Linked DNA regions of Homo sapiens: region 2 is linked to region 1. Evidence: chromatin loops called from intact Hi-C (ENCODE). Cell type or tissue: CD4-positive, alpha-beta T cell. All regions are shown on one strand.

The links. A loop is a pair of places that touch in the nucleus more often than their neighbours do. Peaks named below come from ENCODE experiments on the same cell type or tissue, not always from the same donor. Only the 100,000 strongest peaks of a DNase experiment are listed, where the experiment ranks them.
Region 2: it touches region 1 in a loop (2.6-fold over the local background); 5 of 110 quality-filtered maps call a loop at or near these places.

The regions. Positions count from the first base shown.
Region 1 is chr5:1,379,302-1,381,801 of GRCh38, reverse strand. LINC01511 (long intergenic non-protein coding RNA 1511) reads left to right here and starts at 1,729. Exons shown (of 2, transcript NR_125810.1): 1 at 1,729-2,240. In CD4-positive, alpha-beta T cell, CTCF peaks have their summits at 1,085 and 1,289 (motif pointing left); DNase peaks (open chromatin) are centred at 1,271 and 1,541; H3K4me3 peaks cover 398 bases.
Region 2 is chr5:1,467,497-1,469,996 of GRCh38, reverse strand. All of the region lies in intron 12 of LPCAT1 (lysophosphatidylcholine acyltransferase 1), which reads left to right. Among named protein-coding and RNA genes, the nearest start is that of SLC6A3, 23 kb to the right of the region's middle. In CD4-positive, alpha-beta T cell, CTCF peaks have their summits at 1,351 and 1,551 (motif pointing right); a DNase peak (open chromatin) is centred at 1,546.

The sequences.
Region 1 (2,500 bases):
GGTATGTACGGTGTGTGCACATGTGGGTGTGGGCATGCATGTGTATGGGTGTGTGCACAGGTGTGTGGGTGTGCGTGTGGGGGTGTGCATGCAGGTATGATGTGTGTGCACAGGTGAGTGTGCAAGCGTGTGCAGGTATGCATGGGTGTGAGGTGTGCACGTGTGTGTGGGTATGTGCCTGTGTGTGGATGTGCATGGGTGTGTGCCGGCATGCATGGGTGTGGGGTGTGCACAGACAGGTGTGTGCATGGGTGTGCATGTGTATGGGCACGTGCACGTGTGTGGGTGTCCATGTAGGGGTGAGCATGTGTGTATGGATGTACGTGTGCACAGGTGGGTGTGCAAGTGTGTGTGGGTGTGCACAGTGCAGGGGTGTGTGGGTGTAGGTGTGCACATGCCTGATGGTGGACAGGAACCTCAGGTTCCTTCCTACTGCTCTTTCTGGCCCCACTAGTGGATCCGGAGTAGAAACCAGCCAGAGAGAAGCGCACAGGGGAAGCACAGCCATCACTTAGCAAAATCACTTAGTGAAATCTGGGGGAAAATGAGAGTGGGCTGAAGGCAAAATCAGTGTGCTCTTTCAGCTGGAGAACATAGCAATCAGGGGAATAGGGGCATGGAACAGCCCAGAAACTGGATACACAGAGCTGCGCAGCCGTCATATGCCCCAGGAGGAGGAGGGCGGCGGGTGTGTTCACGCACCACGTGCAGCCCTGGCTGCTCTGCTGCTGGAGTCCATTCGGGCTGCTGTGACAACACGCCTAAGCCTGAGCCACTTGTCAACAACAGACATTTATTGCTCACAGTCCTGGAGGCTGCAAGTCCAAGACCAGGGTGCTGGCGGATGTGGCGTCCCATGAGGCAGCCCTCTGCTTCCAAGACGGCGCCTCTTGACAAGGCTCAGGGTGGACAGAGCGAGGGAGCTCCCTGGAGCCTCTTCTACCCGGGCCACTCATGCCATTCGTGAGAGCACAGCCCTCGTGATCTACTCACCTCCCAAAGGTCCCACCTGTTAACACCATCACATTGGGTATTAGGTTCCAACCTATCAATTTTGGGGGCCACTAACACTCAGGCTACAGAAACTACTAATGCATCTTGGGATATTGTGAAACTGAAAGGTGACAACGTGCCAGCAGCCCTCGCTGGCTCTCGGCGCTTCCTGGGCCTCCGTGTCGGCTCTGGCCGTGCTTGAGGAGCCCTTCGGCCTGCCGCTGCGCTGTGGGGCCCCTCTCTGGGGCTGGCCGAGGCTGGAGCCAGCTCCCTCTGCTGGCGGAGAGGCGCGGGCGGGAGCGGGGGCTGAGCGCAGCGCTCGCGGGCGGCGCGGGTTCCGGGTGGGTGCAGGCTTGGCTGGCCCGCCGACGCCTGCTGGGCTTGATCTGGGGATGAGCTCCCTCTGGGCTGCCGGAGTGCCCAGGGTAGATGCTGCAAAGTTCTAAAGGGAGTGCTACTGAGAGGTGAGGCCGGCTGGGCTTCTGGCTCCGGTGGTGACTTGGAGAACTTTTCTGTCTACCTAAAGGATTGTAAACACACCAATCAGCACTCTGTAGCCAGCTAAAGGTTTGTAAATGCACCAATGAGCACCCTGTCCAAATGGACCAATCAGCTCTCTGTAAAATGGACCAATCAGCTCTCTGTAAAATGGACCAATCAGTTCTCCGTAAAATGGACCAGTCAGCAGGATGTGGGTGGGGTCAGATAAGGGAATAAAAGCAGGCTGCGGGAGCCAGCGGTGGCAACCTGTTAGGGTCTGCTTTTGTCCTCTGGGAGCTTTCCTTGTTTGGTTTTCGTAGTAAATCTTACTGCTGCTCAGTGTTTGTGTCTGTGCTGCGTTTGTGAGCTGCAACGCTCACGGTAAAGGTCTACAGCTTCACTCCCGAAGCCAGCGAGACTGTAAATCCACTGGGAGGGGCAAAGAACTCTGGACGTGCTGCATTTTTAGGAGCTGTGACACTCACCGCGGAGGTTTGCAGTTTCACTCCTGAAATCAGTGTAGACCACGAACGCACCAGAAGGAACAAACTCCAGACACACCGTTTTTAGGTAACCGTAACATGTACCGCGAGGGTCTGCGGCTTCATTCTTGAAGACGAGACTAAGAACCCACCAACTTCTGGACACAAAACCACCCCAAAAAGTGAGTTTCTAAAGGAGAAGCTAAAAATAAAGACCACGAAAGTGTTGCCCATGGTGATAGCTCCAGACGTCCGGAGACGGTGTTCAGCGCTGCTGCAGGAGAGGTATGTGGGCAGAGTGGGGAACCGCATTCCTCCATGGAGGCTGCTCTGGAGGGCTGGTGCCTGCATCGGGGTTGCATTCAGCCCCTAACAAAGCTGTAGGCAGCCGCTCCGTGTGGTGCGGGGGAAGCCGGTGCAGGCATTACTCCTACAGCGTTCTGTGGTTTCTTCTCGGGAGTGATACAACCCACTGTCTCCACTGTAAGGTTTAGTTAATGCTGGGTGACAGTCTGATCTCACGTAGCCAGGTACAGATAAAGTAC
Region 2 (2,500 bases), 88 kb before region 1:
TGAAAAGGTGGCTTGTGGGGGTCTCCCCAGGCAGGATGAACTCGATGACCTCAACATTTGGCAGCTCTGTGTAAGAAAGCCTGACCTCCCTGCCTCCTCCAGGCCTGGGCAGCCTGCCTCCTAGGGCCCCTGATCTGAGCCAGGCCCTGTGGCCCTGCGGCCCCTGCTGGCCCTGCTTTCACTGTGCCCTGTTGTTTTTTTTTTTTTAATTTTTGTGAGATGGAGTCTCGCTCTGTTGTCCAGGCTGGAGTGCAGTGGTGCAATCTTGGCTCACTGCAACCAACCTCTGCCTCCCAGGTTCAAGTGATTCTCGTGCCTCAGCCTCCCAAGTAGCTGGGATTACAGGCTCGTGCCATGAAACCCAGCTAATTTTTGTAATTTTAGAAGAAACAGGGTTTCACCATGTTGGCCAGGCTGGTCTCAAACTCCTGGCCTCAAGTGATCCGCCCACCTCAGCATCCCAAAGTGCTGGGATTACAGGCATGAGCCACCGCCCCCCGTTCTGCTGGCCCCACCAGCCCCTGCTGTAGAGCCACCAAGTATAACCTGGAACGAATGACAGCAGCGGTGGGGGTGGCAGTTGCCTTGTTTCTCAACATGAACAATGGGCTGTGGAGCCCGACCTTCCTCCTGCACAGGCCCCACCTGCAGGTGGGCAGGGTAACTGGCTGTGGTAGGGTTGAGGACGCCCACTGGGGAGGACAGTGTGCACCGGGTCCCTGCTTGGGGTGGGGTATGTGCCACTAGGAGGTCTTTCTCAGGTGAACCAGGCGATGGGTGAGGCCTAGGCTGCCCTACAGTGACCACCTGGGGGCAGGATGGGTGATCACTTCTCACAGGCTTCCAGGCCGCTGATATGGCTGCGTCCCCACGGCGACACCAGGGTCCCGCCTCACCTCCACCCTCAGCAGCTCCGCCCTGACGGCATATGCCCTGCCTTCCTCCCACCTTCTTGCAGGCTGCTTCCCCATGTCCCTTTCTGCAGCCTATACCTTTCATGGTGTCATCATTTCCTGAAGTCATGGCCATTGTGCTTTGCTGCTGCTCTGGGAGCCTGGCACATTTTGGGGGGACTGCATGTAGCAGGAAGGGCTTCCACGGAGCAGTCTCGTGTGAGAGAGCGTGGCAAGTGCACCAGCGTGCTGCTCTTGGGACACAGAGATCCAGGAAGCTGCCCCCCAGGCTGACTGTGGACACAGAACTCCTAGCACCTAGGACCCCAGAGGCACACGCCGGTGCTCAGGACTCCGGATGCGCAGCGCACCGATGTGCTTCATACGCCTTGGGGCCCCTTGTTTTTGTTCTTTTTCGTTATCATTACTGTGTAAAACCTTAAGATGTGGCCCTGGTAAAACTTCCAGCGGCTCAGAGAGTGGACAGTGAGAACCTGAAGTCTGTTGCCTGTGGTAGCCTCAGTCCTACCTCTGCGTTTCCCGTGCAGCATCTACACGAGGCTCCGAGGATGAAAGTCTGCATCTGCAGTTCTCATGTCCAAATGGACACAGATGTCAGGTTGTCCCCTCTGAAGCAGCCTTGCAACCACTAGGGGGCAGGAGGCACTGCTCTCTGGGGGCTGAGTGGGATCCAGGTCGGCCGAGGAGCTGGAGGCCGTGGCCCTGAAGCTTTGACCCGGCCCGTTCTGAGGCTCCAGCAGCACCAACGTGGATTTCGTCTGCAGATGTTTGATTCAGCAAATCTAAAAGCAGGAGAGAAACGTAGACCACAGAAGACAGGGTGGCCGCGTGCGGCAGCGCTGTGGGATGAGGCCCAGGGGAGGGAGAGTGGAGGGTGAGGATGGGGTCTCCAGAGCCTGGAGCAGACCCGGTCCATGGGGTAGAGGCAGAGCCCCGGGAAGAGGGTGTGAACGCGGGGACAGCTTGCCAGGCCGGAAGGCTGGAGGCGTCAGCGTTTCTTCCCTGAGCACCGCAAGGAGGAGCCGGTGGAGGTGAAGGCGCAGCCCCTCCCTGAAGAGAGGCGACGCCCCTCCCAGGCAGCCCACTTCTCGGAGGGTGGAGCAAACGCTCACAAGATCACAGCGCGCTGCAGCAGGAGAAGGGGACTCGGAGTCAGGGCGACGGCCCCGTCGGAGCCCCAGGAACCGTGGACCCCAGGCAGAGAGAGGGCGGCGGGGGATGGTGCAGCCCCAGGCAGAGGACTCGGGGAAGAACCAGGTAGAAGAGCTGGCCCATCTGAGGGAGCCCAGGGGTTGGAGCGGAAGGACACGGGCGGCGTCGGGACCTCAGAGGAAAGCGCTGCCACAGAGCCCGTGGGCCAGGCTCGAGCCTAAAGGGCTGGGGCAGGACCCTGCACCCCACAGGGAGCCGAAGTGTTTCCAAGGAGGTAGAGGGACAAAGGGATGGGCGGGCCCTGATCAAGGGGTCTGGGGGATCTCCAGGGCACAGAGTCTGTGGAGCCAGGGAGGGGAGCGCCGTGGAGTTGTGGGGAGCGGGCGGCAGGCGCCTCGGCACTGGGCCCTGCACAGAGAGGGCCGGAGCCGCCG